3 separate regions of the Homo sapiens genome follow, and all the other regions are linked to region 2. A link is a contact called in ENCODE Hi-C or POLR2A ChIA-PET data. All regions are on one chromosome and are shown on one strand. The core of a region is the stretch at or near the end of the contact, and the rest is flanking DNA. Distances in the headings are between cores, read along the strand shown.

Evidence for each region. A loop is a pair of places that touch in the nucleus more often than their neighbours do. ChIA-PET counts read pairs that join two places held with the same protein, here RNA polymerase II (POLR2A). Pooled maps may share reads with other maps.
Region 1: a loop to region 2 is called in a map of PC-9, with 12 times the contacts of the local background. The contact joins the promoter of SOX9-AS1 here to the enhancer-like site in region 2. A Hi-C loop is called at or near these places in 5 of 168 maps with a recorded cell type or tissue (Calu3, PC-3, PC-9 and 2 more) and 4 of 50 pooled maps. POLR2A ChIA-PET finds 5 or more read pairs at or near these places in 2 of 52 experiments (AG04450 and MCF 10A).
Region 3: a map of PC-9 shows a loop between it and region 2 (4-fold over the local background). The contact joins two enhancer-like sites. A Hi-C loop is called at or near these places in 1 of 168 maps with a recorded cell type or tissue (PC-9). POLR2A ChIA-PET finds 5 or more read pairs at or near these places in 1 of 52 experiments (A673).

Annotation. Positions count from the first base shown.
Region 1 is chr17:72,113,128-72,117,728 of GRCh38, reverse strand. SOX9-AS1 (SOX9 antisense RNA 1) reads left to right here and starts at 1,713. Exons shown (of 7, transcript NR_103738.1): 1 at 1,713-1,875; 2 at 3,329-3,523. RefSeq lists an enhancer at 1-33.
Region 2 is chr17:71,631,292-71,635,770 of GRCh38, reverse strand. No RefSeq gene overlaps it. Among named protein-coding and RNA genes, the nearest start is that of ROCR, 390 kb to the left of the region's middle. Within about 2 kb of position 2,155, at least 5 of the 41 ENCODE cell types and tissues checked have a DNase peak (open chromatin) inside an H3K27ac peak, as active enhancers do; they include PC-3, PC-9 and mammary epithelial cell, where a contact is called at or near this core.
Region 3 is chr17:71,897,923-71,902,576 of GRCh38, reverse strand. No RefSeq gene overlaps it. Among named protein-coding and RNA genes, the nearest start is that of ROCR, 130 kb to the left of the region's middle. RefSeq lists an enhancer at 1,046-2,245. Within about 2 kb of position 1,581, at least 4 of the 41 ENCODE cell types and tissues checked have a DNase peak (open chromatin) inside an H3K27ac peak, as active enhancers do; they include PC-9, where a contact is called at or near this core.

The DNA.
Region 1 (4,601 bases), core at 464-2,963, 480 kb before region 2:
CAAAAGTGGGGACGGTGTTTAAATCCGTTTTCGGTAGGGACGCTTTTCTGTCCCTAGGGAAAGTTTGGTGGGGTGAGCAGCGGCGTCCCCCAAATATCTCAGCCCCGGACAATGTTCTCATTAGAGGTGATGGGAGAAGGGGTTACCCCTTGTCTATTCCAGTTCCCCAGGCCGGGTCCCTTGCAGGTAGAAGACTCCTATCCCTGGAGGGACAGGTCCCCGTGTCGCGGGCTCCCAGCCGCTCCTGTAATTAGTACATTTCGCTGGGCTTGGAGAGTGTTTATCGTCCGCTCTTCACGCCGGACACGAGTTTCTTGTGGAAGGGAGCGGCCGGTAAGCCCGTCTCTGGACTGGCGCTGGGCTGGACAGCAACAGCTAAGGGGAAAAGGAAAGTACCAGATAGCGTCGTAGGTGCGCAATAAATATCTGTTGACTGATCGAATAGATGTCACCTGTGGACGTGTTGCCCGAGTGAGTGCATGTCCCATCACAGCCGCCAGACCTCCCAGCGACAGTTGCGAACACGCGATGCTTGTGCATTCCTGCGTGTGTATTTCTCCCCACACGGGAGCCCGACTTTGGGAAGTTGACCGGCATGTGCCACTCAGGGCTGTGGAATCCCGACTCCGCTAAAACTGCAGACCAAGAGGCCCGTTTCAGTTTTCTTCCCTTTCCTGTTTTCGAAAAAAAGAAAGATGAGGTGGACGGGAGGTGTCGGGTGAGGGGGCGCGAACCTCCAATCTGCCCTGGTGACCTGGCCGGGTCTGGGGGCGTCGGGCGGCTGTAACACAGCAGGGCGCCCCGGGGGTACGGACCGGAGCCCAAGTCAGAGACCAGACCAGCTGGCTTGTCGTGGAGCTGCGGAGCCGATCAGGGAAAAAGGAGGGGTGGGAGTGGAAGGCCCCAGTCCCAAAGGGACAGCGCTCCCAAAGGGAGCGTGCTCTTTTTTCATTCTGGGTTTTGCGAAAATATCTGTCCTTAGCTGTGGCACCGGGGAGCCGCGCGTCATGCGGCTTCCCTCAACTCATCCCTAGAACGCCCTGCGGAAAATTTCCTAGGCCATCTCTTCCCCCTAACGCCCACTCCCACTATTTTAAAAAGTCTTTCAGGCATTTTTAGCTGAAGGTGATTTTGCCTTGGTGATTTAAAAGTAAAGATACAGTAAGCGCTCAACGCAGTGGTGCCTCCTTTGCGACATACTCGGCCGGGGCCACTTCGGCCCCAAGAGCTTCCTCCGCACGAGCAACTGCTCCTCCCCTTCGATCACCTTTCAGTTTAGGTCTATGCAGTCTCAGGTACCGACCAAAGAGGGCTGAGATTCTCAGGATGGTTTTGTGGGGTTTCCCTAGGGGAGGGCAGGCTCAATGGCGATGATTGCATCTCAGCCTGGAGGGATTCTAACCAGCGCTTCCCTCTAAGAGATCCCATTGGGTGGGTGATTATTCCGGATCTTAATCAGAGAAAGTGTCCCCATCAAGCCACGGAAATAGAGGACATGCTTGTAAGGTGCAATTTCGAAGGTAACGGTCAGAGTTAAAGACCAATTATCCTGTCTTCCCTGCGATCCTTTCCGTCTCAACAGGACCCGGGAAGTCCCGGGCAGAGCGCATCTCCCTGGCTCCTGCAAGCTACGGCTTCACCCAGCTTCGTGTTGGGCTCCGTTTTGGTTTTGGAGCGGCGTGAGGGAGTCTCGGGGGCTGGGTCGACTGCCACTGGCCTGAGCTCCGGACTCCGGGGACAGCGCGTCCTGTCCCGAGGGCCTCCCGCCCCCCGGGAAGGCCAAGGTCATGAGGTCAAACCCCAACTTTTGGGCTTCCGCGAGAGTAAAGCCCCCGGATGGTCCTCGGAGCTGTGACGTCACAAAAAGTGCTTGGGGTAGGCGGACCCACGGCTTTGTTAAACAGCCCAGGGGCTTCGGGGAGGAGTGGGGGCCCAAAGCAACTCAGGGACCCGTTGAGCTTCCTGCTTTGTCATTGTTTATTTCAAATTAATTTCATGATGCCTGTCGCTGACTGCAAAGGCTGCAGGAGAGACAGGCTGCCCTCGGGGTCTCTCCCAGCCTAGATAGGCAGACCAGGGATTTTTGAGAAAGCAGAGATTTTTGGTTTTCTTTCTTTCTTTCTTTTGTTTCTCTCTGTGCCATCTTTCTCCCAAGGCCCTTTCTCTCACTGATGTAAAAGGAAGAAGTGGAATAGTAAATGTCTTCTTTTTCTGTCTTCAGCCTTTTGTTTTCCGGATGGGTTGTGAAATTTGGACTGGCCTAGGAGAGGGGACAGTATTCCCCTTCCAAATCATTAAGACCCGGAAAATATAACAGTGTTCCTGTCACTATCTTTTGGATCACATGTGTTTACCCCCACGAGAAAGGGCAGGTTGATTTCTTCCACAGAGTTCTAGGACTGGAACCTGTTACTTTTTCTTCCCTAGTTTCCAGGTTGGCTAAAATGTGAGGGAATCCTGACAGAACACAGACAGAAGGCATCAACTGTATTACAGAAACTGGTCCCCTTTGGGGTCCCCCTAAAGCTCGCAAACTGTTAGCTTTGGTTGGCAAAAGAAGACTTTTTGTCTCATCTGCCTTAATATCCACAGGCAAAGCAGAGACAGATAAACAGTTACTAGTATAATTTAGGGGTAGGGTCACTATAGATTCAAGTATATGGGCATTTAATCTTTCCCCTAAATACTCATTTTCTTGGAGCAGTGGAGACATCTCATAGGTTGAGATGTTTTCCTCAGCAGCCAGGAGAAAAGGTGGTGTCTAACCCTGACGGAGGGGTTGATACTGTACCTGGAAGGTATGCTTTCTACCGTATGATTGGACAGAAAGGCAGAGTAGGTTTGCTCAGATATTCCACCCAGGCGTTCACCCCATCCCCACGCCTCCAGGGTCCACTTCTCCCCAGGGACCTGGCTCTAGAGTTTTCCTAGGGAGCTCCCAGTAGAGCATTAGTTTGAACCCCAACTATATTAAATATATGCTGTATCATGGGCGGCAAAGCAGGCTGTTGCGGGTGCTTGCAAATTTGCAAAGTATGGACGAACACGAGGCTGGGCAGGGATGGGGGGAATGGGGTGGCTACATCTAAATCTTTCTAGGACTCCAGATGACAGAGTAGAGTTCTGGGTAGAGGAAGTACAACGTGGTGGAGACACCATGTCCTTTCCATCCTGTCTTTCCCTGTCACTTGTCATGTCTCTCCCATTTAGCCCAACGTCAAATCATTCTGATTTTTGAATAAATCAATTCAGTGAATATTGCCTGAGGGCTGACAATGTGCCTAAACTTCTGAAGGAGACAAGATTTCATCTCTGCTGTTGTCTCCAGGTCTGGTTTCCCGCAGAATCCAGCCTCTGTCCACGTGAACTCTGCTCTGTCCTCTGGGCTCATAATGTTCTGAGACTCTTGCTGCCTCTTTCATGGATTCCCCTTCTATTTCCCTGAGACGACTCACAGGTCACAGAAAGCTGCCTCCCATCCTTGCGGCTCCATCAAGGTGCTTTGGAGGCAGGTAAAGCGCAGGTAAGGAGTGGCACCCCAAGCTCCTGGCTTGGTGGCAGACTCAGTCCCATCTCTTTCCTCTTGGCCCCAGGAGCCCTGCTGATGCTGTGTTGCCCTTTGACTGGGCCATCTTCTTTCTCCGCCCTCGCCCCTTCTTGGTCCAAGCCCAGAAATGCCTTGTAGTGTGTGGTACGCTTCACTCTCTCTTTGGGGGACATCTGCCAACCAGCACAGTGGTGATGACAGTTTCCAGATGATTTTCCAGGAGCAAAGAAATGTTCTGGGGGAGGAGAGAGTGGCATTGGCCAAACACTGAGTGGGCTGAACATTGTGGTTCCGGAAGAGGCCCAGGGAGGTGGAGTTTCATGAGGCTCAAAGATTTCTTTTTCCTCTTTAGATTCTGCCTAAAGCAAAAGTCACTAATTGCTTTGTATTTTCCTGGCACTTAAATGGTTCTCTGGTTTCTGACTCTCCTCCAGGAACTTAGGTTTTAGGAAAGCAGGGCTTCAGGGTGATATCAGTGGGGACATTTGCCTCTAAGCTCACCTTCCTCAGCTCAGCTAGGCCCAAGGCCTACTTCAGCCAACTCTTGGGTTATTATAGGATCCTCAGCCAAGTGGACTGCACAGTCTGGGCAGAGGATAGAATACAAACTCACCTATTCCCTTCTCCTGTCTCTGGGATTTGCCACTCCAACTTCACTTCTGCTCGAAGCATTTTGATATTTAGTCAGGCAAACCAGGAAGTGCTAGTGAAGTTGTTTTGGAGACTTAAGAATGGGTTCAGGCCAGGCGCGGTGGCTCACGCCCATATTACCAGCACTTTGGGAGCCCGAGGGGGACAAATCACTTGTGGTCAGGAGTTCGAGACCAGCCTGGCCATCGTGGTGAAACCTGGTCTCTACTAAACATACAAAAATTAGCCAGGCGTGGTGGCACATGCCTGTAATCCCAGCTACTCGGGAGGCTGAGGTAGGAGAATTGCTTGAACCCGGGAGGCAGAGATTGCAGTGAGCTAAGGTTGTGCCATTGCACTCCAGCCTGGGCGAGAGAGTGAGACTCTGTCTCAAAATAAATAAATAAATAAATAAATAAATAAA
Region 2 (4,479 bases), core at 906-3,405:
GATCGTACACTGTTTAATTCAATTTTCTGTAAGAAGACCGAATAGTAAGTATTTTCAGCTTTTCAGGCCATATTGTCTTTGTTTCAACCGCTTAACTCTGTCACTGCAGCTCAAAAACAGCCACAATCAATATATAAGGAAGGAGTGTGACTGTAACAATCAAACCTTATTTGTGAACACGGAGATTTTAATTTCATAAGCATTTTATCTATCATAAAATATTCTTCTTGAAAAATCATTTAAACATGTAAAAAATATTTTTATCTTTAGACCTTTACTAAAAAAACTTGTGGGTCATAATTTGCAAATGCTGTGTTGTAGATGACACTGTACTAACGTAAATGTCATAAAGCAGATAAATAGTTGCCTGACGCAAAGGACGGGGTGGGGTTGATTGCAAAGAGGCACAAGGGTAATCTTGGGGGGTGATAGAAATGTTTGCTATCTTGATTGTAGTGGTGGTTATATATGAGTATATATTTGTTGCAACTCACCAACTGTACATTTAAAATGGGACGTTTTGTTACACGTAAATTATTCCTCAATAAAATAATAAAGTTAATTTTTCACAAAAAAAGAAAAAGAATAAACTGCAAGTAGAAGTAGATGTATTTATTTCACTCTTATTCTCCCCCAAAACTTTCACTAGCTTGAATGCTATTTTACAAGACAGCAAGCCTATCTTAGGAGGTAACAGAGTTTCCTCTGTTTTGGTTTTTTTTTTTTTTTTTTTTTTTTTTTTTGCAACAGTTAGGAATGGGGAGACTTGAAGGAAAAGAAAAGAATTAACTGATTATTGAGCTCTTAACTAGTTAGTTGAATCTATGGTATCACGGTCCTATACCAGTATCATGGTTACTATACCAGTAAGATACACCACGTTTAGAATCTTTTAAAAATTAATTTGATTCAGAGCTGCTGATTTCATTATCATTAAGATATACTGTACAATCATGGAAATGTGCTGAAAAATAAAGGAAGCAAAAACAATTTTAAACATTATATTGACATAAATGATAAAGCTACATAATAATGTCAACAATCAAGCTTAATATCAATTTAATGCTAGTATTATACTACATGCTTTACCTGTGTTATCTAAATCCTCAAAACATCCTTCTGAGGTTTGATCTCTTTATTGTCTTCCTTTTTTCATGGGAAAAGTGAGACTTGTTGAGGTTAACCAGCATGCTTAGACTTGCACAGATGGAAGCCAGGCTGTCTAACCCTAGAACCTTAGCTTGATAAGACCGAGAAAAGATTTTCTTTCCCAGAAGTCTTTATTAGAATAACAACAAAAACAACAACAACAAAAGACTAGGTATCCTGGCTTTAAATCCTCTGGGGATTTTGAAGGATGAGAATATAAGGGTCTTAATTTTCTAAGTCCCATTCCTTAGTATTGCTTTACTTAGTATTTACTTTGCTTTATAGTGTCTTAATTTTCTAAGTCCCATACCTTAGTATTGCTTTACTTAGTATTTACTTTGCTTATAAGTGTGCAAAAAAAGTTTGTGGAATGAAAGAATTATTTAGGAATTGTTCCCAGAGTGTTTTGGCCTTAATTCCTTATGTAAATGTTTTCTCACCATTTAAAATTCTTTTTTATTAAGATGGAATTCACACAACATAAAATTAATCATTTTAAAGTGTACAATTGAGTGGCATTTAGTACATTCGCAACATTTTGCAACCATCACCTCTATCTAGTTCTCTTTCCCTAATTTTTAAAATAAGTATAAACTTTAGGGTCTATACATTATTTTTGTGTCTTCAAACCCAGGACAAAAATATATATTCAGCTAGAAATGTTTTTGATCACAACTGCTGTCTTGTCTTTAGCAGTGTAAACCACTTCAGATGTTCGAGGCTTCTTGGTCTGGGTACCACCAACATACTCTCCTAGCTGTTGAATGAAGAACACATTGGCAAGTCAAGACAATCTTTTCAAGATCAGGCATTTGCTGGTTATGCAACCTGCATTGCTGATATTGGTCCAGTTGCTTTTACACTCCTGGAGTATGTCATTCCTTTTTGATCACTCACAGTATTTGCTGTCTTGATGGGAAATGAGCAAGAGTGTTACACTCAACCAAAGTATGTCTGGGACTAGGTTACAATTCTTAGAGTTCTCTTCACTGTCCTTAAATAGAGATAGGGAAACCGTGATTTGAAAGTTGTTGCATGCTTTCAGATGGTTTGGAAGTCGGAAATTGTAGACACCTGGGCTGTTATATTACTCATGGGCTTGTTTTATGACCAGGATTGATGCCAGATGAATGTTGCTTGGGCAGGCTGCGGTGCTCACTCCCAGGTGAGAGTTTATAATGCCCTTCTGATAAGGAGAGAGCCACGGGGCAAATTACTGCTGGGCTCTGAAAGTTCACCAGAGATGGCGATCAACAGCAGACATCTGTTTACTTCCTTAACTTTGTGTATGAAATTCCCAGATGTGTATGCATCAAAAATGAGGGAAAAAATGAGTTACATCTTCTTTTATCAGTTGTCTATGTCATTCTACTTCTTCATAATTGTTTTTTTAACTAGAGTAAGATGTATCTGTTTGTATTAAACTGCTTTCTCATGATATTTTGGGGAACCTACTGAGTGGGAAAGGAAAAGAAGAAAAATAAGAAAAAAAAAAGAAGCAATCTTTTGGATAATCAATCATCAATCAGTCTTCCTCCCAGACCATGCACCTGTTCCTTTCAAGTTCATTGCAGAAGTGAATGAGAAAGGATTTTATTATATTGTGACCTTCTGTCTAAATTTTCCTTTATGAAGCAGTTGCAGCAGATAGTGAGGCTCCAGGAACTGCAACTGCAAGCACTATAAATACAGTTAAACAGACACATCTGGGAACAATGGTTATTTTTATGATAGAATAAAATTTCTATGTTTAAATAACACCCCATGAAAACTAATTAATCTTTAAAGTGTTAAAAATGTCCAGAAAATTATATTGCCTTGTTGCAATACATAAGAAGAGGGCATTCAAATCTGATGTCTGCTAAACTCTGTGATGACTTTTTATTTTTCTGGTGTCACTGTTCAGGCTTTGAAAACCAGATATACAATTCAAACAAACTACATAAGCAGGTGAATGCTCCAATTTCATTTTTATAGTGTGACTCAGCAGCTGTACTCCATCTAAGGCAGGTTGGACATAATAATAATTCACTCTAATTACTCCTTTCTGATAATGGGTACTCTTGGCATAATCCCCGAAAGAAAGCTTTGAAGTTGGCTCAAGTTACCAGCAGGAATCATGATAACACATTTTTATGATTCTTAGAAGTTTTTGTCCCCAGAGATCTCCAGATAGTTCTCTTTCAATGATTCATATACTTAGTGTTGCCTTATGACATATTTCCTGGAAAACTTTTAATCTCAGATGTTTTCCCTATTTGCCTAGCGTTTTCTCCTGCTACCCAGAGAGCCTCATTCTATGAAATGACACCATAGTGAATATAATACATGAACTGCACATACAGAAAAATATCACAAACTATGATGGAAATGACTTTTTCATATGACACCATTTTTGGAATATCCATGTGACTTTCTGAGTTTATAGAAATGATCAAGAAACGTATATACATCAATGGAGAAAAGATCTTTTATGGGCCTGCTATTTTTGCCTGCTGCTTCAACTACAAGTCTAAATAAAAGGAAATCAGAGAAATGTTTCTCAAAAAAGAAAAATACTGAAGATCAAAATAGTTGTAAGATGGTACAATGTTCTCCATAGACTTGACCTTAAGCATTCTGGTAGAGTGGTCATTTATTTTCTCAAGGATTTGATTTTCATGTCATACCGCTCTTCAGCAAATGCCACCCAATGTCATTTCTGTTAAAGTCCTAAATATATGCATTCTAAACCACAGCTCAAATAATATTTAATTGTTATTCTCTTGTGTTGTAATTCTATGCCAGTGAGGGGGTGGAAGAGTGGTAACTTATCACCAAGTATAGCATTTCATAAAATCTTTGAGCAGACAGAAATAACTTCCTTCAAAAGTATACAGGGATACTTTGATGTAGAACATATTTGTTCTTGCCCTCTGGAAGTCACTCATCACAGGAAAGACAGTTAATGACTTTCCCCAGATACGCATTTCTTCCTGTTTCTGTCATTCTTTAAATACTTGTCTTTTGCCACTAGCTTTTAGTCATTCATTACTGTGTAGATTTGAATAGCTGCAAATTCCAGAGGGAGTAAAATTGAATAATATCTAAACTCATATGGCCAAACATACAGACAGGGCTTACAAAGTACCTCAGTACCCAGGGTCCTATTTGCTTAAATTGTTTAGGCACCACTTGGGAAGGAACTCACCCAAGAAAAGAGTCCACAGACACAGCATATGGATAGGGGTGGTGTAGGCAGAGTTTGTGGATGGGTATGTATTTTGGTATTGGGAGAAGATAAGAAATTATCAACTGGGGCATAAGTTAAATATGTATAAGTTACATAAA
Region 3 (4,654 bases), core at 332-2,831, 270 kb before region 2:
CAGTGCCGGGGTTAAGTACGTATGTTCTGAAACTAGACTGCCTAGGTTTGAATCTTGTCTCAATATCCACTAATGTGTGACCTTAGAAGAATTAACTTGCTTGTGCCTCTGTTACAACATCCATAAAATGGGGCCAGTAATGATACCATTTTTTTGGTTTCTTGTGAGATTTAGATGAGTAAATATGCGTCAAAAAGTGAGAATCAGGTCTGGCTCTGTGAGTGTTAGCCGTTCCTTGTTCTCCTTGCCCTCTGCCTACTCTGCTCAACATGGCTGTGGACCCACAGGCCCATTTCCTACATAATCCCAATTTATCTAGAAATAATTGGTTCTTTCTTGAAATAAAATTCATTTTAGATGCCTACGGAGGAGAAAATTATTTCTAAGATTTCCTTCCATGCCAACAGTAGGGGAAGATAGGATTTAGCTTTGAAGATTCCTTTTCACAGATGATTTGGAAAGTAAGAAGGGAGATTTAAAATGTTGTCTAACAATTTTTTTTAAAAAAACGATGCTACAAAGCTAAACTTTGTAAAATTGTTGATATTTACTGTTGGCCTAAAAACTCAGCAATTTCACATGGCTAAACTCATTACACAAGCAGACATTAGGCTGGATTTCTTACTTTTCAAACAACTGAACATCTCATGGCATCAACCTTATTTACTCACTTTTGATAAATAAGTACTGACTGACCTTTCCCCGTGCTCTATGCCGTGACTCACAAGTGAAGTTAGGTTCAGTAGTTTTTTGTGAAAATATCTTTTAAAAATTCGCTAAGTCCGCATGATGCATTTTTCTTAATACAATTATTTTCCATCTTTAACTTGCACTTGACTTTCATTGGGGAGCCATTAATTTATTTTCAAGTACAGATAAAACTGCCAAAAATACAATATTAGTATCATTGCCCATGGGAAGAAATGTTAGTGTACTTTTTTTCTACATTATAGACTAGGAATAGGGAGGGAGGGAGGTAGATATGTAGGTAGGTAGGTAGGTAGATGATAGATAGATAGATAGATAGATAGATAGATAGATAGATAGGGAGGGATGTAGGGGTTGTTACATCTTTAACTTCCACTCCAAACCTTGTTATCCTAATATTTAATTCTACCTTTATTTCTTATAATCTTTTTAAATCCTTTGTCATAAAGAAAAATTGCTTATACTAGTCTGGAGCCAATTTTTTAAGTCAGGTGAGCAAGAAAATGGGATGCATGGTTTCTAGATGTTTACACACAGCTAGATACACTAAACTAATAGATTGTTGCTTAAGGACATTTCACTTTTTGTGTTTATACATGTGTGAGAGATACTTCAGTGAAAGGCTGGAAACTTCCATCCCAAATCAGCTGTCTCTGGCTCTTGATTTCTCTGGTTCCAGGCCTTTCAGGATCTCTTTGTCTTTGCCACTGTTTCTCTGGCTTCTCCTACTCCTCAAAATTCATGATCGGAAAACCTCCAAAAGGTTAGAGACTCATAGATGGGCGGTTGGTGTGTGAGCATCTCTGAGTCAGAGTGGCAGGAAGCGTGACCAAACAATTCATTACCTTGGCATCTCAGGGGTCACCTGGGTTACCTGACAGCCCCTAATTAGTGGGTGTGAAACATCTTTTCTCCCCCAGGCTACTGAGCTAAAGTGAAGACTTCATTCTTGCTAGAGATTGATAGAGAAAAGTGGGTCCCTGGGCACAGCCTGTCTTGCAGACAGCAGAAAGCTACTTTGGAACGTCCCTCTGGAGGTCGTGCAAATGTTTTTATATCTGGAAACAGTCAGTGTTTTTTATGGAAACAGAGCCAGAGCTGTGATTAAAATAGCCATGGAGCTACTTTCTGTTTCAACCAACTCAACAATCTTAAAACCAAACAATTTTTAAAAAATAATTTTATTTTAAATTTGAATAAGATACAAATCTAGTTTCTTTAGGAATGAATTTTTCTCCCGTTGGGCATTTTAGATCTTTATTAAAAAGAAAGCATAGACATTCTCAAGAAAGCCTATCCTTATATTTTGAACAAATAATTGATTATTTAAAAACTCTTTCAGCGAGCATTTATTGAGTTCTTACTGGGGGCAAAGTGCCAGGTCAGGCCTTGGTCAAGTTCCTCCCTGCAGCAGATGGTATGGTGAGTGGGTTTTCTTTTGGCGTTGTTTGTTGGGTTTAAATCTGTACAGCTCTATCTCATGTTCAACGATAATGTGCTCCTGAAAAATTGTATGTAAATCGCATTTTTAAAAATGGAGTCCATTTAGAGTAATAGTAATCAGTTTGCATTTATGTGACTTTTCAGTTATTGAGTTAATGAACTATATACTGAATGGTTAAAAGTTCCTTTGGAGTTTCTCAGCTTTGGTACTGCCAATATTTTGGGTTGACAAATGTTTTTATCTTAGGGGCTGTCTTGTGTACTGTAAGATCGCTAGCAGCGTTCCTGGCCTCTACCAAAAATGTCTCCCGACATTGTTGAATGTCTCCTGGAGGGCAAAATCATCCCTAGACAAGAATCATGACTATAGAATAAAGTGTATGAATTTTAAAAGAGAGATTTAGGTTAGAGAAATATTCTTTTAGTGTCTTAATTAGTAAAATAACTCTCAATTGCCAAAATTTTCTTTCACTGTAATTAAATAAGTATATATTCATATTTCCTCAGTAACTAAGTTCAATGATAGCAAAATCAGTTTTTATTATGATTAGACAGCATCACCCTTCAATTTCAAAAACATTCAGTAGTTATTAGAACAAATTACAGCCATGTGTCTAGAATAATTGATCGTCTAATAAAAACAAAAACTCCCTCCATATGTCATCAATTTTATCACTCAAATAGTCACAGCCCAACTGTAAGAAATAATGAGATTTTTAGTTCCCTACCATGCAACTTTCTGAGTGGCTTGGAAAGTAGACTTACACTGGAATGAGAGTTGGTAGCAAGGGCCCTGTGCATAGTCTTATTCCTTCTCCTGTCTTCCCGCATTTGACCTTTCATAACCAGAACTTCCTGATCCCTAACTCCTAAGAAAATAACATTTCTTCTTAAGATTAAATGGTGATTCATTTGATGAATCAGAAAACTCATCAAAACATACTGTTATGACTATGAAGAACCTAGGAACTACCTAGTCATTTGGGTAGTTTACCAAGACTCAGAAATTGCTTGCATTTCAAATTGCCTTTAATTATTGGAGAACTACCGCAAATTTTTCTCCTAAACGAATACTCCATTATTACGAGACACCTGGTAATGCAAGTTTTAATATGTTTACTATAGGCAATGAAGAAAGTGAACTCTATAATACCCAGCTTGATGGAGCTAATGGCAGAAGACCAGTTAATAAAACTAACACATTCCAATTGTTTGATATAAGAGGTTGTTGGGAGTGTGACTTTTTTTTAAAAAGCCATTTAATTACATACCCTGATGTCTTCACTCAGCCATTCCCTAAAATATATTTTCCCAATTTCAGCATATACCCCTTCTCTACTCTCAATTAGCTATTGCATTGGGCCTTTGCTTCCAAGCCCCATAAGTAATAGTAACTTAATTTTCCAAGTCATAAATCAGGTAAACTTATGCTGCATAGCACGTGTTCCATTTGTTTTTAATCAGGGGCAGCCTGGTACTCAGAGGTCGGAAGCTTTAATTCAATGGGGTCCTGTGTCTTTTTGGAGGGAGAAATCTTTTGGCTTCTTAGAATTCCCTTTGTGAATGTTTTAAGTATCCTTTTGGCAAAAGTTTGAATATATAAAGTATCTCATATGGAATCCTTTAATTCACTCACCTATACACACTCCCTTTTACTTCAGCTCTAAGATTAAAAGAAACATTTAACGACATTTTTATACTCCTGTATTCTCCTGATTTTATCTATTGTACTTAAGAAAAATCATACATTTAGCTGCTGGCGAAAGAGACACAAGAGAAGAGAGTTAAGAGATGTTTGATTTCTAGAAATCATTTCAAAGAAATAGCTCTAACAAACAGCAACATCACTGATATTGTTTAGGTTCCATATTGTCTTGAGAAAAAAGAAATGACCACATAAAAACCTTTAGAGTTTCTAAAAACTCAGAGTCCCTAGCACAACATTTTATGACTGAAAATCATCTTGGAGGTACTTCCTATAACCCTCTCATTTCACCCACAAAGACAGTGATACCTAGAGCGGTTACAAATCCAGATAGTTGTCACAGCCTATTAGTGCCAAGCTAAAATCAGAGCTCCATTCTGCTGTTATTCTATGCCCTTTTATATTGTACCTATTAGTAAATAATAGCTAGTAAGTATGTATTTAGTTATTCATACACTCATCTAATATAAAACATCCAAATATTTGAAAGTTTCTTAATTATTTACCAATCTTTACTATTTCATCTAGACATATTGCAGTAAAATTTTAGAACAGAAAGAATCAAGAGAAAAATCCCAAAAGCTATCAGATAAGAAAAAAATAAAGATTACCTATAATAGAAGAGAAATCATATTGACATATGAGTTCTCATCAATGTTAGACAGAAGAATACAGTAAGCACTTTAAATGCTGGAAGAAATTTAAATTTTAAAATGCTACAGGAAAATTTATTTTAGCCCATAATTCTCTACCTAGTGATATTATTCGAGCATGAGCTTGAAAGGAAGATAGCTTTCT